Linked DNA regions of Mus musculus: region 2 is linked to region 1. A link is a loop called in an ENCODE intact Hi-C map of the cell type or tissue named here. Cell type or tissue: heart. All regions are shown on one strand. Each heading gives the region's core, and the rest is flanking DNA. Links, peaks and the distances in the headings are about the cores only.

Region 1 (11,204 bases), core at 3,205-11,204:
TGGTTTCTACACTGTACTCCTATTTTTGTATCACTGTAGCCAAAATATCCAACAGTTACAGTTTAAAGAAAGAAAGACCAATTTGGGCTCAGCATTTCAGAGTGGTCCATCCCTTCATGGCTAGATGAGAGAAGGTGAAAGTGGATAGCAGAGTCTGTTCAAATCATGGACCAGTGAGCAAGACAGGCAGGCATCAGCAACAAAGTCTAACTGCCCTGCCCCCAGTGACCTAATGACCCACTTCCCTCCGGTAGGCCTCAGCTTCCAAAGCTTCCCCAAGTGACATCCACCAGGCAGGGAACGAGGGCTCCATGGCAGGAACCAACAAGGGACATTGCAGATTGAAAGAATCACACGGGCTGTCCTCCAGAAACACAGAAGAATGTGTGTGGCTTGTCACTGACAGCCACAGACGTGGGGGAGCAGTGGGGACTGAGCCCTTAAGCTACGTGTCCTGACGCTATACCCAAGTCACAGTATCAGAGTGGTGTCGTGACTGAATCCAGTTAGAAGAACACTGGCTGGTGTCTGAGACAGAATTACTTGCTTGGTGGTGGAAGATGGGTGTGTGTGTGTGTGTGTGTGTGTGTGTGCACTTGCAGATGGCCAGCAGAACAATGCAAGGGGAACAAAAAGGTAGTTCATTTTAACACAACTAAGTAAGTAGCCAGTATTGGTTCAAACTTTGAGAGTCTGACCCCAAGTAATTTATTTTAGGCCTATTTAAGCACAGCACCACTTGACAAGACATTTCCTGGTAATAATTAACTCAGTTCCACGTGCACGGTAAAGTTTAAGAAGCGACTTTTGGGAAACTCTTTGTAAAGTACATAGCAATGTGGTCTATAAATAGATTACATGTGCTACCTTCTATAAAAATGGGTTCTACAGATTGACAAGCTCAAGATAAGGGTCTGGGGAGGATCTAGTGTGGTCTCGGCCACACAGAGAACACAAAAGTCACCAGGCTATTCTCTATTCCCAGCTTTCTGGGCTGAGAACAGGTTATACAACTCTGTCTTTGAAGAGATAATGTGTATTTAACATTCCTGTTTAACCCGGTGTTTATCTTTGAGCACAAAGACCTCCACGCCTCCCACACAACACACATACTCCTATACGTACACATATGCATATTTAATGAATGGATGGGTGCTTTGCCTGCATGTATGTCAGGGTACTATTTGTGTGCTTGCTGCCCAGAGCGGCCAGAAGAGAGTGTTCGATCCCTTGAGACTGGCGTTACATATGGCTGTGGGTCCTAGGAATTGAACCCAGGTTCTCTGCAAGAGCGGCCAATCTTTCCTTTTTTTTTTTTTGTTTGTTTTTTTTTTTTGTTTTTTCGAGACAGGGTTTCTCTGTGTAGCCCTGGCTGTCCTGGAACTCACTCTGTAGACCAGGCTGGCCTCAAACTCAGAAATCCGCCTGCCTCTGCTTCCAAAGTGCTGGGATTAAAGGTGTGTGCTACCACAGCCCAGCTTTTTTTTTTTTTTTTTTAGACCAGGTCTCACTAAGTAGCCCAGGGTGGCCTGGGACTCATGATTCTCCTGCTTCAGCCTCACCAGAGCCAGTTCAGGAATTACAGGTGTGCACCACCACACCCATCTCTTCCTCGTGATTTAGTTTGATTCCCCAGGTTGCTCAAGATTTGGACAATGGAAGTGACTTTCAGTGTGTTCTTATGCTGGTCAGATGTGTTGTAGAGAGAATATCTTATGGCTGTATGGGCGTGGCACCTGTCAATAATAAATCTGATGGCCTATGGCTTAGGCAGGAAATTGGAGGTGGGACATCTGGGAGGAGAAAGGATTCTGGGATAGAGCCAGGTGGGAGGTTCCACGTGGCAGCATGTAGATCAGAATGAATGGGTTATATTAAATTATGATCTAGTGAGAGAAGCGCCTAGCTATAAGCCAGGGTATTTGTAAATATATTTTGAGTCTTATTTCTGGGAGCATGGAGTAGGAGAATGACCAAACTTCTACAATGTTTTCCTTTTTTTTTTAAGATTTATTTATTTATTTATTATATATGAGTACACTGTAGCTGTCCCCAGACATGCACCAGAAGAGGGCATTGGATCCCATTACAGATGGTTGTGAGCCATCATGTGGCTGCTGGGAACTGAACTCAGGACCTCTGGAAGAGCAGTCGGTGCTCTCAACCGCTGAGGCAACTCTCCAGTCCTACAATGTCTTCTAAACACATCTCTCTTTTCTGGTTCAACAAGACATTTCGGGCACTACAACCTTAGGGGGCCATGAGGTTATGTGCCATCCGTTGTAGAGCACAGTGCATGACGACGCTTGCACAAACCCTAAAGAGCCCAAGTTTGAGACAAGGGTCAGAAATTAACTGCATGGCTCCACACAGAAGGAAATAAATATCGGATGTGGTAGCTACTTTTCTCATTGCTGTGACCAAACACCTGCAAGGAGGGAGAGTTCCTTCTGGCTGCCAGTTTGAGGGGAAAGCATGGCCGTAGGAGTAGGAGCTGAGAGGTAAGGTCCCATCACAGCACCAAGCAGGAAGCAGGGATGGAAATGGAGAGAAGCCTGAGGAAAAGAAGGTCCAGTGACAGGTCCAAAGTGGGATCCAGCTCAAGGGGAGGCCCCAAGGCCTGACACTATTACTGAGGCTATAGAGCACTCACAAAAAGGGATCAATCATGACTGCCCTGCGAAAGACCCAACAAACAGCTGAAAGAATCAGATGCAGATATTTGCACCCAAACAATGGACAGAAGCAGCTGACCCCTGTTGTTGAATTAGGGAAGGCTGAAAGAAGCTGAGAAGAAGGGCGATCCTGTAGGAGGACCAGCAGTCTCAATCTGAATTCCTGAGATGTCTCAAACAGTGGACCACCAAACAGACAGCATACACAGATGACATGAGGCCCCCGACACACATACAGTAGAGGATGGCCAGGTCTGTGTCTATTCAGAGATGATGCACCTAACCCTCAAGAGGCTGGAGGCACCAGGGAGTTTAGAGGTCAAGTGGGGTGGGGGTTTGGGGCATCCACATGGAGATGGGTTGGGGTGGGGAGGAGGTGTGTTATGGGGAGCAGTTGAAGCGTGGATGGGGGTGAGGGGTGGGGAATGGAATATGGAGTGTGAAAAATGAATTACAAATAAAATTAAATTTTAAAAAATATCAAAAACAAACAAACAAAAAAGCACTGGCTGCAAGCTGGGCATAGTAACTCATGCCTTTAATCCCAGCCCTCGGGAGACAGAGGCAGGCAGATGTTTGTGAGTTTCAAGCTAGCTTGGTCTACATAGTGAGACCCTGTCTCAAACAAAACAAACAAAAAAGATCACTGGCTGCTCTCCCGGAGGACACAGGTTTGATATCCAGCACCCACCATGACAGCTCACAACCATTTGTAACTCCATCCCGGGGGGGGGGGGGGTCTATCTAATAGCCTCCTTTGGCCTTTACCCCCATGTGGTGCAGACTCAGCTAGGGCTTTATAATGAGACTTTGTTTTCCATAAACAAAACAAAAAACAACAGGGAAAACAAACTTGAGAGCAAGGTAAAATCTGTTTGGGGCTGTTGTGCCCCATGACTGTGAGAAGGTTTTTTTAAATATATTTTTAAATTATATTTAAATATATTTTAAATTTTTATTATTTTATATGTAATGGGTGTTTGGCCTGCCTGAATGCCTGTGCATGGTATGTATGCCCAGTGCTCGAGGAGGCCAGAAGAGTGTATAGAACCCCCTGGAATTGGAGTCACCATGTAGGTATTGGGAGTTGAACCTGAATCTCCTGGGAAAGCAGTGGACGATCTGAGCTGCTAAGCCATCTCTCTCCAGACTGCAGTGCTGCGTGTGTCCTGTACATGCTATGTGTGAGTTCTGCCACTGGGGGGGGGGTTATTTATTACATTTACTGTGTGTGCACGTGTGGGGGTGGGGTTTGGGTGCCATGGTACATGTGTTGCAGTCAGGGAACAGCTTTGTGGGGTCAGTTCTCTTCTTCCATGATTACTGGGTTCTGGGGATTGTATCAAGTCACCAGGCTGGTGGGCCCAACAGCCTTACCTATCCATGTCTCTGTCGGTCTCTCTGGCTGGATTACTTTAATCTTCTTCTTCCTCTTCTTCTTCTTCTTTTTTTTTTTTTTCCTTTAGTTTTTTGAGACAGGGTTTCTCTGTGTAGCCCTGGCTGTCCTGGAACCTACTCTGTAGACCAGGCTGGCCTCGAACTCAGAAATCCGCCTGCCTCTGCCTCCCAAGTGCTAGGATTAAAGGTGTGTGCCACCACGCCCGGCAGTCACTGATCATCTTCTTCTTCTTCTTCTTCTTCTTCTTCTTCTTCTTCTTCTTCTTCTTCTTCTTCTTCTTCTTCTTCTTCTTCTTCTTCTTCTTCTTCTTCTTCTCCTCCTCCTCCTCCTCCTCCTCCTCCTCCTCCTCCTCCTCCTCCTCCTCCTCCTCCTCCCCCCCTCCTCCTCAGAAGACAGGATTTCACGTACCTCCGGCTGGTTCTCAGCTCTTTAGGAGTGGAGGATGACCTTGTACTCAGTTCTCTCAGAACTGGGATTACTCCAAGGACTGAGAAGTGAGGCGCAGTGGCTTCATTAGCTGAGCTGGCTTTGTCCTTGCACCACTAGGGAGGATTAGCCAATTTAGCAGGCCAACCCGAAGGAGGCTCACTTCATAACCCTTTCTGTCCCAGTGTAGCCCCAGCATTCCAGGGGAACCCATGGCTCTCCAGGAAGCCCTTACGGCAGTGTCCCAGTCTCCTGGCCTGCTTTCATTACTTCTTTCCTTGGCTATAACCTTGGGAATCAAAAAACAGGGAGTTTCTGTGACAGGGCAGTTGTTGCCCACACCCGGTTTCTCTCAGGGAGTATACATAATTATAACTGTGAGAAGGCATAGGACTAAAATGACTAAGATGTGCCACTGGAGTCAAAGGCAGTTGGATGAAAAGGAGCAAAGACAGATGGCTCAGCCGTCAAAAGTACTAGTTGCTTCTAAAGAGGGTCTGGGGGGTTCAATTCCAGGCACCCACATGTCAGCTCACAACCGGTGGGGAACTCCAGTACCTGGCGATCGGGCCTTCTTCTGACCTCGGCAGGCAGAGAATCAGCAGATTTTTGGGTTGGTGTGGGTGTACAGGAGCTGTGAGAGTCAGATGACCTGCGTGTGGTCTAGATATGTGGCCCCAAGCTGTCCTTACACTCAAAACTCCCTGCCTCAGCTGCACAGCTGAGCCTGGTGTGGGGCATAACCCCTGTGCTTAACCACGGTTCTCTAGCGTTCTCTGATAGGCACACAGACATCACCCAGTATCAGTTTCGACATCAGACACTTAGCAGCTGTGGCATCTTAGGTCCTCGAGCCTGCTTACCCATCTGTACAACAAACATGTCTACATTTATCTTCCAAACACTCGGCAAATGGAGAAAACTGCCACGTAAACCGCAAGCGACTGGAGGACTTATTTTCCTGGCTAGGGTGGAAAGTGGGACAGAGGGTGAGCAAGAATGCGGAGCTCAAACAACACAGCCGCTCAACGTTCTTCCCATTCCGTTCCAGACTCGGTTATCTTCCTCAGTGCCCCCTTTCCCCCAGTGAAAAGAGGTCGTGGTCCCTTTAAGGTCCGCCCCTCCCTCCCCCAAAACTTCCCAGTGTCTGCTCTTTTCGATCCCGGACGGCCGGCCAAGCTCGCCGCCGAGCTGGTAGGGGACAGGGCCAAGGGGTCGGGGAGGGATGTGGGGGCGTGGGGGGACCTGCGGGACGCACGTCGCTGCGCCGGCGGGAGGGCGGGGGACAGGCTGCGGGAGCAGCGGGCACGGGCGTGGGCACCAGTAGCTGCCCCAGGCGTGAGTAGTCTACGAGCCGCTTGCACCGTACAGGGTTTAGCCTAGTGCGGACAGCACGCCCGAATGAGGGGCATACGGGACCCGCGCGGGGGAGGATAGGAGACCTCCCGTTCCCCTCCCCCACTACCGTCTCTGACGTAGACGCGGGACCCCGCCCTTCTGCGGGAGCGCCGCCTCCCCGCCCCCCGTGCGTCACCTGCTACGCCTTGGCGGCGTACCCCATGTTGGGAGGGCCTTCTTTGGAGTGTCTGTGTCCAGTGAAATGGCTGGAGATCCATTTATATCCTCACCAGCCTCCACCGCTTCCAAACTTTTTTAATTAGGAGAATCCCTTTGTATCCCAGGGTAGCCCTGAACTCAAGGCAATCCTGCCTCCAGAGCGCTGCATTACAGGCTTGCAACCACTACGCCATGCTTAAAACTTATCCCAACACCCGGGGTTCTGTTCTCTGAGCCTTTACTCACATTTCAAACTTAGTACCAAGCGGATATCCGCTTTGGGAATGACCTGGTGGAAAGGTGTCACAGCACGTTTTGAAGCGGCCTGTGAGTCTTACACCGTCTCAAGACGTGTGTGTGTGTGTGTGTGTGTGTGTGCGCGCGCGCGCGTGCGTGTGGTGGGGGTGGGGGTAGATACGCGCCTTGTCTGTGCTAGGCAAGCGTTCCATTGCTGAGCTACATCCCAGAGTCTTCTTGACTCCCTAGTTTCCCCATAAAGCCTCTGGACGGGTCTGTGGTCGGGATCCGGATCCTCCGTCAGTACGTTCCCTGTCTGCTTGCTCCCCGGCGGGCACTTGTCGGCGTTGCAGCTCTCGGGCTTCGCAGGACCCTGGGAGGAGACAATCGCTTCAGAGCAGTCTCCAAGTAGCGAGTCTAAGCCACAGAGCACTCTGGAGGACGCAGGGTGCTCAGTTGCCAAGTGCGAACCGAGTTGAACTATAAAGATCTACCACCATGACTGAATTTAGAGTGAAATGACGGTGCCTGCCAGGGTCCAAAGTCACATGGCAATCAATGAGTGTTTTATTAGTGAGAAGTGCTCAGATTTGAAGGTTCTTTTAAAAATAATAACCTCCAGCTTAGGATAGGGTAGAGGTGAAGTAAACGTTCTAATGGGTTATAGCTGCTGCAAATTGTTGTCTTGCTCTAGACTTCCGGAGCTTGCAAACAACAGACGCGCGAAAGACCGTTCGGGTACTCGAGTAGTTGTATCCCTTAAAGTCACCTCTTCTATTGAAGCCCCCCCCCCCCCCCAAAAGTACAGGAGCGCATGCGCTCTCTCGGGACCGGTTCCTAGATTGCGCCACAGAGAGCCTACGGGCTCTCCTTTTTCACCAATCAGAAGCTATCAGTCGTCCTATACCATCTGGCAATAGGGCATTCTTTCCACTCTTCATTGACCAATCGAGTGTTGACGTACGAGACGGGCACCTGGGGGAACAATTGTAGGAACACAGAAGGGAAGGCCTTTCTTGTATCCCAGCGGAGTGGCGCGGGAAGATGGTCGTTGTGACTGGGAAACGCAAGGATTTCAGAGTGACCGATTAGCTAGGAAACCAATGAGAGCGGGAAGGAGGCGGAGCTTCGGAGGCCCACTTCCATTTACTGTTTGTGGGAAGGCGGAGCGATCCCAAAAATCTGGCCTATTAAATCAGAGTTTATTTTAAGGAGGTGGGGCCTGGCGGAATGACTGGCAAGAAGCGTTCACCTATAAGGAGTGCGATTGGCGAACAGAGGCGGTCTTTCCAATAGAACGGCATGCGTCCTATCCAATAGAAATGAACCGTGAGGAAACTTCCCCTCCCCCCAAGATAGGGCCAGTGGCTCCCCCTATCGGGTGGGGGCGGCGAGTGACGGGCGTGTCCCTCCCCCAATGAGAGGCGGGGGGAGGCGGGTTCTGCGCCGCCATGTCGCGGAGGCTGCTGCCCCGGGCGGAGAAGCGGCGTCGGCGGCTCGAGCAGAGGCAGCAGCCGGACGAGCAGCTGAGGCGGGCGGGAGCGATGGTGAAGATGGCGGCTGCGGGCGGCGGAGGTGGCGGTGGTCGCTATTACGGCGGCGGCAACGAGGGAGGCCGAGCCCCTAAACGGCTGAAGACTGAAAACGCCGGCGACCAGCACGGAGGCGGCGGCGGCGGAGGCTCCGGGGCGGCGGGCGGCGGCGGCGGGGTGAGGCTGGGGCTTTAGACTCCCGGAAGGAAGGGGAAATTTCGTACTTTAAAAAGCTATTTATTTTTCACAGGGGGGAAAAATCTCTGCGCAGGCGCTGCAGCCCTCGCGCTTTTTTGGTGGGTGGGGGAGGGGCAGGCGTTGGGCAAACGGCGGGGTTTGCGCGAGGACAGGCGCTTGCGCGTGCGCACAATCCGAAGCGGGGCTTGAGGGGGCGGAGGAAGCGGCTGGCTCTGCAGGCACCGCACTGCGCAGGCGCCGCGGGCCGGCATGTGGGGGGCCTAGGCACGCGGTCGGGCCGTTTTTTTTTTTTCTCCTCACTTCTTTATCTTTTTTTTTTTCCTCTTCTTTCCGTGTCCCTATGCGCAAGCGCGTTTCTACAACCACAGCCAGCGAGCGGGAAGCGGGTGGGCGGTGGCCTGACCGAGTCGCCCCGTCGCAGTTTTAATCATGGTCGTTTCCATATAGAAGTTCACTTGATGAAATTATAAAATTATAATGCCCAGATTAAACTGTTTAACTTCTTTTACTGTGTGCATTGAAAAACGGAAGACGATTTGTGAAAGGCAGATTTAACTTTGGGAATTGAGCCAAGCTTAGAAATTATCACTCGATTTGCTTAGGGCTCCAGGATTGGGGCATTTATAAACTAAACTGTATTATGGTCCTGTGGCTATGCATAGAGTCTTTCAGCCTATTTAGTCTTCTGAAGGTCACAATTATGGTGTCTGGGTTAGGATGCAGTTTGCATTCCTTTTAAAAGTTTATTATTAAAGTCCTTCCGGTGGGCACGGAGTCACAGGCCTTTAATCTCTTTGGTTTGAGGCCAGCCTCTTATGCATAGTTAATTCCAGGACAGACAAGGCTGTGAGACTTATCAAAAAGCCAAACAAACAGTGCCCTCTTGATGAGGCTGCTGCTCATGCATTTATCAGCTTCTCCCTGTTGTTACAGTGTTAGGTTTCTCAAGGATTTGGAAGACATTTTAGTTGAGTCTGGTAAGTTAACTGCCAAGCTAGACAACGGGAGCCCATGAGGTGGAAGGAGAGAACAGACTCCAAAAGGTTGTTCTCCGAACATCTCATGGGCTGTGTGGTGAGCCTTACCCCCACCCTAATCATTTAAGGTGAGAGGTACCTCACATTCGGTGTTGGTCCTCTGAGATGGGGACTTTTATGGACTCCCTTTACAAAGCAGGAAAGACACTGGGTAAATTAGGTTGAGTCTCACCAGTGACAAACAGAAGTAAGATTAGAACTCAAGGTTGTGGAAGGCAAACCTCAACTGGAAATGGCTGGGAAGGGTGTGCCTTGTGTGGTTCACTAAGAACCCACTAATATGCATAGGTTTCTGCCCAGTAGTGTTCGGGGCATGGGCCACAGTCTAGAGAGATGGAGGAGGACGTTCTCTCCAGAGCTCTAGAAACTGCCTGTGTGTGATTGTGTGAGTGGAGGAGCTGTGGAAAATGTTACAGGTTGGGATAGCAGTTCGGGGTGGAAGACCTTGGCCTAGACAGTATAAGACAGGCAGGGCGTATTGTCCTGGAAGCCTTGTGTCCCTAAGCACTTGGTCTTTTGCCCAGACCAGACCTGAAGGTGACTTGTGGTCACAGTCTTCTTAATCAAGTGACCAAAGCTTGCCCAGCCAGAGAAAACACAAAGAAGCTAGAACACATGCAGAGTGTGGTTTTTGTTGTTGTTTTTCAAGACAGGGTTTCTCTGTGTAGCCCTGGCTGTCCTGGAACTCTGTAGACCAGGCTGGCTTTGAACTAAGAAATCTGTCTGCTTCTGCCTCCCAAGTGCTCTGGGATTAAAGGAGTGTGCCACACTACCCATTGTAGAGTGTGTTAAGACTAGCAGGCAGCTGTTGGAGCTCTTCTTGTGGGTGTGGTCCCTTTCTAAGTCACTCTTCCTGTTGTACTTTGATTCAGAGATGAATTCCAGAAAGAGTATCAGATATGAGACCGGATCTTTCTACATTTAGCCTTCCTTAGAAGCTAGGCTTATCACTAAGCCTCTAGGGGGCAGATGGCCACCCACTCAAGGCTTTTGGTGATCGCGTGGCAGTACATTGGGGTCCCTCTTTTCACTGTGTGACCTTACTTTTTCAGGAGAACTACGATGACCCCCACAAAACCCCTGCCTCCCCAGTTGTTCACATCAGGGGCCTGATTGACGGAGTAGTGGAAGCTGACCTTGTGGAAGCCCTGCAAGAATTTGGACCCATCAGGTACTTCTTGATGCTGGGTTAGAGCTCCTTAGCATCCCTGAGTGTCACTGCTGTCTGGTTCTGAGCAGTGCTGGTCCCAGGGTCTGTGGCTGTATCCTGTGACTTGTCCTCAGAGAGTTCACTCTTGCCGTGTTTCAAGTTTTAGTTCCTTCTTCCCCCATCTCTTCCCCACCCCTGGGGATCTAGTCAGACCTCTTTATTCTCCTAGTGACTTCTTACTGTTTGACCAGACCAGTTGCTTGCTGGTCTAGATTCCTTCTTCCACAAAGTTGCCCAGGCAATGATTGATTAGCACTGTGATCTGCTCAGCCTGGCAGTCTGTTCTGATTTAGGAGAGGGGCCAGGAGGGTAACTGGCTTAGAGTGTTGGGGGTCAGGGTTGAGAAGAGCAAGAATCATTTCACAAAGTTGTCTGGTTCCCCTCCCAAGAGCACTGAAGCCTGCCTTCTCTCTGCAGCTATGTGGTGGTGATGCCAAAGAAGAGGCAGGCACTGGTAGAGTTTGAAGACGTGCTGGGGGCTTGTAATGCCGTAAACTACGCTGCAGACAACCAGATCTACATTGCCGGTCACCCTGCATTTGTCAATTATTCTACCAGCCAGAAGATCTCTCGCCCGGGCGACTCTGATGACTCCCGGAGCGTAAACAGCGTGCTTCTGTTTACCATCCTAAACCCCATCTACTCCATAACCACGGTGTGTGTGAAGGGAAGGCGCTCCCACCTCTTCTTTCCCCTCTTGCCCGACTCCATCATCCCCAGCCAGCCAGGCCCCTTCCTTATCTTGCCTGTTTTTATCTCTTCTAGGATGTTCTTTACACCATCTGTAACCCTTGTGGCCCTGTCCAGAGAATTGTCATTTTCCGGAAGAACGGAGTTCAGGCTATGGTGGAATATCCTTTTCTGGGAAACTGGTGTTTGTTTCTCAGAGTTTAGCATAGAGAATGTAAAAGACCAGGCTATGAGGCTTATAGA
Region 2 (11,204 bases), core at 1,109-9,108, 430 kb before region 1:
AGGAGACTGAGTACTGAAAGTCTACGAATTAAGTACTTTTTTTTAAAATTTGACTTTCCCTATGTTACCCAGACTGGCCTAAACTCCTGGCTCCCTCACCATCTGGGAGTGTAACTGTATCGTTAGATTAGCTACTGATAAGTATGGATAAGTAGGGTGGGATGCAGATTATCATAGCTGTCATGGATGGACTGTTTTTATTTTATGTGTATGGGTGTTTGGCCTGCAAGTGTGTCTGTGTACCATGTTCATGCTTGGTGTCCAAAGAGACTGGAGGAGGGCGGCAGATCCCCTGGAACTGCAGTTTCAGAGGGTTATGGTGCAGGGAATCAAACCAGGTGCTCTGTCAGAGCCGCCAGTGTTCTTAACTGCTGATCCATCTCTCCGGCCCCAGGGGAGATCTTTGAACAGACAGACACCTGGAGGAGGGGAAGGAGCCATGGGAACACCAGAGAGATGTTCCAGATAACACTCTAAGGCTGAAGATGGGTGTGTTCGTGGAGCAGGTGAGAAGAGGTGGGGGTGTGGAGATGCAGGCTGTTGGCTGTGGTGAGGATTTTGACCTTTGTGATTTGCCTCTGGTGTTCTAACAAGCTTCCGGGAGCAACTTACTACACAGGTCCTTTTAGAACTGGATACTAGTAAGGTGGGCTTTCGATGAGAGGGCCCTGGAGGCTGGAGTGAGCTGTAGTCTTGGCTGTGTCTCCGGAGCAGGTCTAAGGGGCTGGTGTCACAGCATTCCTAGTGTCCAAGGAGGCCAGGAGAGGACTCTGGATCCTGTGAAATTGGAGTTGTCACCTGTCATGTGGGTTCTTTGCAAGAGAAGCAAGCCCATTCTCTTAATCTCTCAGCCATCTGTCCAGGACCTGGAGAGGTTATATACTTAGACCAGGATTTTTTTGTTGTTGGTGGTGGGTTTTTTGTTTGTTTGTTTGTTCTTGGTTTTTTGAGACAGGGTTTCTCTGTATAGCCCTGAGCCCTGGCTGTCCTGGAACTCACTCTATAGACCAGGCTGGCCTCGAACTCAGAAATCTGCCTGCCTCTGCCTCCCAAGTGCTGGGATTAAAGGTCACTACTGCCGGGCTAGACCAGGGTTTTGCAGACGCTGAGCAGGCACTCTGTACTTAGCTACACCCCCAGCCCATGGTGAGTGAGTGAGTGAGTGAGTGTGTGTGTGTGTGTGGTGTGTGTGTGTGTGTGTGTGTGTGTGCACGTGGAACATGAGACTTTTTTTTTTTTTTTTAAGTTTTCGAGACAGGGTTTCTCTGTGTAGCCTTGGCAGTCCTGGAACTCAGTCTGGCCTGGAACTCAGAAATTTGCTTGCCTCTGCCTCCCAAGCGCGCCACCACGACCGGCTAACGAGAGACTTTTTTTTTAATTATTCTTTTTTTTCTTTATTTTGTTTATGAGTATACTGTCACTGTCCTCAGACACATCAGATTCCCATTGCTGTGGTTGTGAGCCACCATGTGGTTACTGGGAATTGAACTCGGGACCTCTGGAAGAGCAGTCAGTGCTCTTAACCACTGAGCCATCTCTCCAGCCCCCGAGAGACTTTTTAAAAGGCACCAGTGCCAGGGTAGTAGCTGTGTGCTTCTGTTTTCTAGTGTCCCTCCGTTTCTTCCTCTCAATGTCCAGTGCTTGCTTCTTACCTCTACCTTCCGGGTGCCTCGGGGAATTTTGAGTTTGTTTCCCTCACCCACCCCTGTTCTACATACCAGGGCCCGAGCTCGGTCTCACAAGGGAGGCAGTTTCCTGGGAGAGGAGATCAAAGGTCAGCAGAATGGAGTGAAAGAGAGGCAGGGTGAGAGGAAGAGTGAGGTTAAGAGTATACAGTTAGGAGGGAAGCAAAGGGTCTAGCAGGGAGGGCTACAGTGGGAGCTCATTTCAAAAACAAGCGGAACAAAAGTCTCAGGGGCTAAGAGACAGAGGGGAAACGGGGAGGAGCTACAGCAGTGGGTGGGAGGAGATGGGGAGAAGAAGAAAGAAAAGAGGAGGGCGGAGAGGGAGGAGGCTGCGAGGAGGGGAAGAAGCGGAGGAAAACGAAGAGGGGCGGGGCGCGGGCCCTGACGCGGGCAGCTTCCGGGCGCGGCCCGCCCAGCCTAGGCTGGCTGCCGTCGCGTCCTTTTTCCTTGTATGGTCGGACGACGAGGCTGCCCTACTCCTGCGCCCCGCGAGCCGAACCAGACGAAGTTCCGGAAATGCCCGATCGGGGTCTGCAGATGCTCGAATTCTGGCCAAGACTCTTAAAGTGTCTGGAGACTCCCAAGTTGCCTGGTGCGGGGGGCCGGAGATTCCAAATGGAGCCTAGAATTCTCACACGTCTTTAAAGCCTCTGTCCCAAACCGGGAGGGTTCATATCTATAATCCTAAACATTCATAGGGTTGAGGCTGGAGGATTGCCAGGAGTTGCTCGGGGTTCATAAGGATACCCAGTCTTCCCTTTTTCCCTGCCCTCCCCTACAAACAAACAAAAAGTCCATAAAGGGTGAGAGGGCTCAGCAAGTAAATGCGCTTGCCACGAAGGCATAAGACCTAGTTAGATCCCGGGACCCACTTTGTGGAAGAGACCCGATTCTTGACTAACACTACACATTTACAAGTCAGGCATGGTGATCTGAGCTTGTTATCCCAGCAGGAGGTTGCTGAGAGTTCAGATAAGTTTGAGCTAGGGTCGACTTTATTTAAAAAAAAAGTTAAACTAAAAAAAGTCCTCTATCAAGTCCGCCCAAGCTGTCTGCGCAGGGTTCAGAGTCCCCTAGGGCCCCCGGCTTTGGGTGACCCCTGACCCTGGCCGCCTGGGCTCGCCTTCCCGCACATTCCGTCCTCGCCGCCCCGCCCCACCCCGCCCTCCTTCCTTGGCCCTGTGGGGACGGAAACATCCCGTTCCTGCCCGAGCTGGGTCAAGAGCCGGAGGGACAGGACCAGAGCACCCCTTACGCCAGAACTAGCTCTCCTTGTTCCTACTGGGTGACCTCATCTCGCCACGCCTCCTCAGGTGAACACCCGGGCTGGTAACGTCACTTCCTGCCAGGTAAGCGCCCCCAGGCAGCACTGCTCACGGAAAGGTCTGGAGGTCAGTTTACCCACCATCACAAGGCTGTGAGCCGCGAAAAAGACAAATTTCATCTCAGTTCACACTCAAGATTTTATTTAAAAATTCCAACCCCCCCCAAAAAATAGACTTGTACGGTAGCAATATATTAATATATTATAGCATATACTTAATACAGTATCAGTTTTAACATTACAAAAAGAAAAACGGAGTAGACGACCCAATATATATAAATACTATAAAATCTTAATACAATAAATAAAGTCGTCATAAATAAAGGGCCCACTGGTTGGGGGAGAAGGGATTTGGCAATGGCTTTGGCTATTTGCTTTAGGAGGGAAATTTGAGCACCAGGATTCTCAGGAGAGGCTTCGACCACCGGACACTGAACTTCAGGGTCTAGTAAAAATTAGGATAGTATTGTGGGAGCCGGCTCTTCACAGCACTTAAGATTCCAGGAGACCAGAGTTGCAGAGGGGCTGGTGCATACCTGTAACCCCAGAACTTGGAAAAGGCTAAGGCAGGATTATATTGAGTTCAAAGCCAGCCTGGGGTACCATAATAAGCTCCTATCTCAAAAACAACAGAAGACTTGGGGCCTGGAAGACCAACTGTCAACTGTCTCCCTCAAACATCTTAGGTACCCTAGGAACGGATCCACCCAAACACTGAATTTGCAAACTAGGGACCTGCCCCAGCCCAGCACCAGGGAAATGGGTTATTGCATCTTGGAATGTCCAGAAGATGGGACTTATTAACTTAGAGGAGTGCCCCAGGTCCCCACAGCAATGAGCAGTCCCTGCCCTCTCTTTGAGATCTAGCTGATCCATACTGGGTAGGTAGGCACTTGTCACTCAGAGACAGAGATACGATTGAAGATGGGGAGACGCCTTGGGGGTGCAGGGGTCTGGGGAGGCCCAAACACCCCTGCCTCAAAGACAGGTGAGTCTGACCCCCCCAGGCTGCTGCCGCTGCTGGCGTAGTCATCAGGATCGGATCCCAGAGAGTGGGCAGATGGGCTCCGAGCCAGGCCACCCAAGGGCCCCCAGATGGTGCTGGGGGTAGTAGACCTTCGGCAGGAGGGGCAACAGGCCTGGTTAGGGTCTCTTCGAGTCACAGGGGTCCCAGGGGCAGCAGAGAAGGCAGAAGGGGAAAGTGGAAGATCCCCAGGGGGCGGTGGGGAGCTGGAAGGCGAAAAGGAACAAGAGGACAGGGAAGGGCCAGAAAAGCCTGGAGGTGGCGGCGAGCTTCTGCGGCCTGAGGGCAAGCCGGAGAAGCTGATGCTTTGTCGCAGCACATGGGGCTGGCCAGGGAGAGCTAGGTCCTCGGTGGGGTTGTGGATGAAGTGGCATCGAGAGCCATAGGGGCAGCGGCCCTGGAGGTAGAACTTGTGGCAGAGTTCCGTTTTGTACTTGGGGTGGCGATTGGCTTGGCGAAGTTCACCCAGGCCGTGAGCAAACTGGCACTTGGCCCCGTAGCGACAACGCCCGCTTTCTGAGTAGGTCCGACAGAGCTCGGTCTTGTATCGAGAGGAGGTGGTGGGAGTTGCAGTAGGCGAAGTAGGTGAGGGTGACAGCTCAGGGCCTGGGCGGGGAGCCAAAGGTGCAAAACCAGGGGGTGGGGGTACCCAGCCACAGCTTCGGCCCTCCACCAGGCTAGTGGAGCGGCCAGTCAGGCGAGAGGTGACCCCAGACGGGATGGAGTCCGAGTTTATGTTCCAAAGTCCTCCGAGGGATTCGGTTCCTCCGTGGTCGGATGACAGGTCATGGCTCATCGACTGGAGGCTCTGAGAGGAACAGGGTTCGGTTAGGCCACCAGAAAAGGTAAGGTGACGTCGCCCCGCCCCTGTTGTAAAGCACTTCACGAGCTTGCCAGTCCGGTTTGTGGGTTCTCGGCCTGAGCCCCACCCGGCTCACACAAACTCCAGGGAGAACCTGACTACAGAGATTTGAGTGTTTCCACATGACTGAAGGTAATCCAGAAGGATCTAGGAAGCCCAGTATCCCCGATCGAGAGAGGGTTCCCCCCCAAATCAAAGCACACTGCTGCTCGCCAACTTTGGGCCTCTAGGACTCCCCCCCCCCCCATATGACCGCCCACCGGGCGCTCGTTTCACAACTTGAAGGAGCCGGCCAAAGCTGACCCAGGAGGCCAGATCTCTCTAGAACTCTTACCCTGTCAACTCCCCCCCTACCTCAACCTTAGCACCTGCTTGGCCACCAAACCGCGCCATGGGCAGCGAAGGGCACTAGACAGGTGTGATGCCGCTTCCGCCCTACGCGAGTGACAGCAGTGTGCCAGCTTTTCGTCCCAAGGGGATCGCCGGTATCTGGACCGAGGCGCTAGGCTCGCTGGCTCCCTCTCTCATTTCCAGCCAGCCAGGGCTAGTCTGAGAAGGTACGGAGGCGTCCCGGGCCTAAGTTTGGTGCGTCGGGGATCCCGGGATGCTGTCTAACAGGTACTCACCTCGTAGATGGCAGAGAGATCCATGGTGGCGCGAATGGCCTTGGTGAAGAGACCGACTGTCGGTTCGCAGAAGTCAGGCTGTGGCCCGCAGCAGGAGCTTTCTCCTTTTATGGGGCGGCCTGGGGGCGTGGCCACTAGAGCTTCCGGGACGCGCCCCCGCGGCGTAGCTCGGCCGGCCTGGTACTAGGCCCCTTCCGCCTATCTGCTGGTTAGCATGCAAAATGTGCCTGAACTTGGCCCTCCCGCAGCTCCGGCCCCTCTCGGGGGGTAGTAGGGAGGGTTGTGTACGACCAACTGGAGGTGATGGTAGCGGGGCGTCCTAGTGTTTTTCAGAGGTGGAAGGCAGTCGGGAAGAGAACTGGGGCAGAAGTGGGGGCAGGGCTCTAGGGACAATTGACAAGGGCAGAGACTGAGGGCGTGTGCGTGTGAGACAGACGGGGGCGGGGAGAGACAAGTTGGAAGAGACAGAGATGGCCAGAAGCCGAGAGAAAAACAAAGAGACAGTGAGAGACATTCACAAGTAGGATCTGCTGGTTTAGGACTGTGATTCCGGCCCCTCAGGGAGGCTGAGGCAGGAGACTGGTAGTTCAAGGCCTGGCTCCACTATACAGTGGGTTCTAGGGCAGCTTGAGTAACTTGGTGAGACCCTTTTCTTAGGAAGTAAAAAGATGCCAGATCACTGATGGCCCAAACTTTTAATTTCAGCACTTGGAAGGCAGAAGCAGACGGATTTCTATGAGTTCGAGGCTAGCCTGGTCTACAGAGTGAGTTCCAGAACAGCCAGGACTACACACAGAAACCCTGTCTTTTTTGTTTGTTTGTTGTTTTTGTTTTTCGAGACAGGGTTTCTCTGTATAGCTCTGGCTGTCCTGGAACTCACTTTGTAGACCAGGCTGGCCTTGAACTCAGAAATCCGCCTGCCTCTGCCTCCGGAGTGCTGGGATCAAAGGCGTGTGTCACCATGCTCGGCTGAGAAACCCTGTCTTGAAAAACAAAACAAAAGACAAGACAGTGGCATATGGTTGTAATCTTGGCATTTGGAGGTGGAGGAAGGGGGATCAGGCGTTCAATGTCAGACTAAGCTATTGATTGAGTTCCAGGTCCTACTTTTAAAAAAAAAAAAAAAAAAAAAGAGAAACCACGAAGGTAAGGAGGAAGTAAAACGAAGTCTCAGCGACTTGGTATGTACTCCTTAGAGCCAACCCTATTATAGAAAGAAAAAAAGATGACATTTACAAAGTGGGGAGACAGTAAGACAGGGAGAGGGGACTGGGAAACAAATCTAGGCGAGGAAGTGGGTTACAGAAAGATAGAAAGGCGAAATAAAAACTTAAACCTGAAGGCACAGAACCTGTAAGACAGTTGGTCCAGGTAGGGACCGCTCTGAGCTGTAGCTCAGCAGTGCCCTTCCAACCCCCTAGTCTAGCATGGCTGGATAGCACATTTACCCAAGCTGCAGTTTAAATTAAGAGGTTTTGCTTCCGAAAACTCAAGGTTGGAACAGCTTACGTCTTTTATTAGGGAGGAAGCTCTGCTCTATTGAAAGAATGGGCCACCTTCAACGTTGAATGGGTTTCTAGTAATGCAAGCAGTCTTAACTCAACTCTCTGGAGATCTGTAAGGTTTTTGCTTTTCAGTCGGTCTCCTTAGCCGGCTTGGAACTTGCGATCCTCCAGTCTCCACCACCCAAGTAGTGTTAGGATTACAGGCATGGCCGCCACACCCAAGTCAAAAGTGTTATTTCAAGGATATCTCCAGTGAAAAAGAGTTCTTGTGTATGGGGGTTATCATTGCCAGGAGTGTAATTACCATGCTGGGAAGTTCTCACACGGTGCGTTGCGTATCGAGGTAGGGAGATTCTGCCAGGCTACTTACTGGCTTGCCTCATAGGAGAGGGGGTTGGGGGGAATCCCTGGTGCAGCGCTTTCTGGGGCCAAGGGGCCTTCCTGGGCTGGTCCCGTGAGCAGGGCGGGCCATAGGCTGCTGTGGCACGGTTGCGGCCTCCCGCTCGCCCGTGACTCACTCGCTTAGGGCGGGGGAGGGGGGGCTTCCTGGAAGCCGTGACGAGGACGCTCAGCCCGGACGCTTGGGTTCCTTCTCTTGTAACCAGGGTTCCAGTCTGTTGTAAACAGTCTCGAGGACAACGGGAAAAGAAGGGAAGGAGGGGCACAAAAACTTGCCTCCCGCCCAGTTTACAAATCCCTGAGCCAGCCAATTTTAGGACCAAACGCAAAAAGCGAGGGTTGGGGTGGGGCATGTCGGGGTTTTTTGGAGGCCAGCAGGGACTGGATCATGGAGGAGTAATTCCAGTTTCGATTCCCTGGAGACTGGGAACCTTTTGCCATTCCTGACTCAGCCTGGCCCCCTCCTCTATCTGCTGAGTCACTGGGATTAAAGCTTGGATGCCTGGTATTGGGCTACTCTCTAAAGGATGCGGGCGTTGGGGATAGAAGACGGTTTAAGCAGGACAACCCCTCTGAAAATGAAGACTTTAAGCCGTAGGACTCACAAAGTGTGTCGTCATCTAAAATACGGGGCCAGGTGCTAGCTCTTTTCTGCCCCACACCTTGTGCCTTGGCTCTCAACCCGTTCCTTTCCTTGTCCAGTGGTCCAGACACACAGATCACCTCCTTCAGCACCAGGAATCCAGGCCCCACTTATGCTCCCTTAGACTCGCGGCCCTCTTCCCTCCGACCTAGAGGTCTAAGACTTAAAGATCTAGGCCCCAAGCCCCTTTTCTCTGGATCTAGGAGTCCGGGGTTCTGTCCAGCCCCCGCTTGTGTGCCCCAATCCCAGGAGGAAGTTCATAGCCTGACTCCTCCCTGCTCCCCACGTAGCCAGCGGGGAAAATCCGCGGCCCAGACAGTGGCCGGGAATCCCCTCTGGAATGACGGTGGGGAAGGGGATGGCCAAGGTCCCTCAGGGCAGGCGGCCACGTCCTGTGCGCGCTGGGGTTGGGGGCTGGGGTAGAGAAAGGGGCGGAAACCAGAGAGGCTAAAAATATAGCAAGCACTTCCGGCCTAGGGGGAGGTGAACTCTGAGCTGAGTTTCCAGAAAAACAAGCAGGGACGGGAAACGCGGGGGTGTGAGAGCCAGTGGGCGGGCAGGGGCCGTGTACTCGCAGCACGTGTGTGTGTGTGTGTGTGTGTGTGTGTGTGTGTGTGTGTGTGTGTGTGTGTGTGTGTGTGTGTGCCACACGCAGCACGTGTGTGTGTGTGTGTGTGTGTGTGTGTGTGTGTGTGTGTGTGTGCCAGTCGTGATTGCCTGTGAGTGTGGTCCAGGCAGGGAGGTTGTTGCATGGGAGGACAACCAGTATGCCACCTGTACTGTGCCCACTGTATGGGGAGCTGTGCTCACTCGGCATGTGTTACGGGAAGTTCCTAGTTATGTATTTGTGGGCGCGGGTGCGGGGACGCGCCTGTGAACCAGTGCTTAAGGTCCCCATAGAACAAACAGGGTAAATAAATTTGAAGCCACCTCTATGTGTGTCACTGACTACTCCTCATGTGCTGCAAGTGGCCTCTGGAGAATTGTCAACTGTAACTACTGCAGCTGTCTTTGAAGGGACTTCATGAGAACTGTCACTTCCACCCCACCCCCACCCGTCTGTGTGTAACTGAGCCACCGTGGGATCTGTGCTAAGTGTGTCATTCCTAGCAGGTGCCTGGGTGGCAGGATTGTACACATAGCTTTCTGTGGCTCACTCAGCACTGTTAGACTCTGTGTACAAATATTATTTGTGGGTCTGTGCCCTTTATGTGGCTATCTTAAAGGTTGCCTGTTCCTGACAGTGTGGTAGAATTGAGTCTGGACATAGTTCCTCTATGGACCCGTCATAAGGCAGTGAAACCAGTGAACTTTGGTGCTTGACGTAGCTGCAGGCGCGTGATGGGGAGGGCTGCTGTGCGGCGCTTCTGTGTCTGCTTCTGTGGGCAGAACAGACTTGCACACACTGGCATCTGGATGCTGAGTGCCTGAGCCAATCTTATCTGTCCCCAGCGAATGAGGCGGCTCTGCCGCAGAGCTGAGTCAGCCTGTGATGGGCAAAGTCTTGATGGGGTGAGAGATAGTGGGTTAAATGGTGGTTACAGGGTTGGGTAGTCACGTGGTTAGATAGTTGCTTTAGTGTTTGTGGCACTTGGTCATCGAGCAGGGTCCATGTGTGTGGGAGGATGGCCAATGTGCTAATCTCTGCTGGGGGGTGGGGCATGTGCCCACAGTCAGTCTTTGTCTTTGGGGGAAGCAGCCTGTAGAATGTGAAGCAAGTTGGCCTCGAACTTGCCGCAAGCCTCCCTGCTTCTGCCTCTCAAATGCTGAGATTACAGGCATAAGCCACTTTGGCTGGCTGTGGTTTTTCATCTCACACACATCGTCCCTAGTGTGGGGTCCCTAGTGTGGGGTTATCGTACATGCCTACTCAGCCTTCCTCTGTGCCTGTAAGGCAGGGAGAAGGCTAGTCTTAGCAAGGACCTTCATGATCCATTCGGGCTTTCTCCCGTGCGCTCCCTGAATCTAGCTAAAGACTCTTCACTCTTCCTGTCAGAGGCTGGCCCGTGCTCTGCAGTTCCTTCACTTTTGCTGTGTGTCCAGAAGACCTAATTCCTTCTCCTTCAAGTCTGCTGTCACTGGCTTGGCAAGGGTTTCTTTGACACATCAGCTTATTTTTGTTCAGCCTGGTCTCAAACCATCCTCTTGCCTCAGGCTCTCAAATGCTAGTATTATGAATGTAGGCCATCAAACTCCTTTTAAAAATGTGTGTAGAGGTCAGAGGACAACTTGTGTGAGTCAGTTGTCTCCTTCCAACATGCAAGCCTGAGGGACTGAACTAAGGTCACTTGGCTTGGTAGCAAGTGTGGTTACCCACTGAGCTACCTCAACAGCCCAGACACCTATCTCCTTTTTCCTCTTACGAGACAGGATCTCACTATGTAGCCCTGCCTGACTTGGGAACTTGTATTGGTCCTCCAGCATGTTGGGATTACAGGATTAGGTACCATGTTGTATCTTGTTCATCTCTGGAATCTTCAGCTCAAAAACTGCCATGTTTTTTGAATGAATATAAATTGGTGCTTATCTTCTATGGTGTGGGCTTGTGAAAAACACACCTGTCACCCCATGGTCTGTTGTCACCCAGAGTGTGGTTTTAAGCAGTAAGGCTTTGTATCCTGGGTGCCACGCCTACCTGCATGTGGTGTGTCGACATCACCCCAAGGGGCCAGCTATACTTGTCTCCTTGAGCCACAAACTGCCATAACCCAGCCAATGTATAGTGAGCCCCTGGCTGGAAACTGACGTGTTCTGCCTTGGACAGGATCAGTGTTTTCAGTTTTAGGCCAGAACACTAACGTTAACAAAGAATGGTGAAGGAGATGTGCGCCCGGTGCACAGATGACAAGACCCGTGAGTCTGATGCAGCACTTTGGGACCCAGCTCATTGCTAACCACATAGGAGTCTAGGGATTGCTGAATGAAGGCTTGGCTTTTCTCTTTTGGCTGAGATGAGGTCTTATGTCACCCAGAATGGCTTTGAACTTGCAGTTTCCTTGCCTCCACCTCAAGACATCAAGGCATTTTCTAAGTATAGTTAAAGTCCATGGTGGTACAGCCCTATAGTCCTAGGACTTGGGAGCCAGAAGCAAGATTTCCAAGTTCAAGACTAGTTTGAGCTACACAATGAGACCCT

Evidence for each region. A loop is a pair of places that touch in the nucleus more often than their neighbours do. Peaks named below come from ENCODE experiments on the same cell type or tissue, not always from the same donor. Only the 100,000 strongest peaks of a DNase experiment are listed, where the experiment ranks them.
Region 2: a loop joins it to region 1, with 6 times the contacts of the local background. A loop is called at or near these places in 3 of 42 quality-filtered maps.

The regions. Positions count from the first base shown.
Region 1 is chr7:28,803,166-28,814,369 of GRCm38, forward strand. Hnrnpl (heterogeneous nuclear ribonucleoprotein L) reads left to right here and starts at 7,725. Exons shown (of 13, transcript NM_177301.5): 1 at 7,725-8,003; 2 at 10,114-10,232; 3 at 10,689-10,926; 4 at 11,037-11,122. The coding sequence starts at 7,746. In heart, for the core only: CTCF peaks have their summits at 3,842, 7,670 and 10,022 (motif pointing right); DNase peaks (open chromatin) are centred at 5,996, 6,556, 7,436, 8,206 and 4 weaker places; H3K4me3 peaks cover 6,207 bases; H3K27ac peaks cover 5,561 bases.
Region 2 is chr7:28,373,653-28,384,856 of GRCm38, forward strand. It overlaps Zfp36 (zinc finger protein 36), which reads right to left and starts at 5,576. Exons shown (of 2, transcript NM_011756.4): 1 at 5,522-5,576; 2 at 3,132-4,841. The coding sequence starts at 5,545. The coding sequence ends at 3,906. In heart, for the core only: no CTCF peak of the experiment used is centred there; DNase peaks (open chromatin) are centred at 2,059, 2,919, 5,649, 8,449 and 5 weaker places; H3K4me3 peaks cover 7,344 bases; H3K27ac peaks cover 7,898 bases.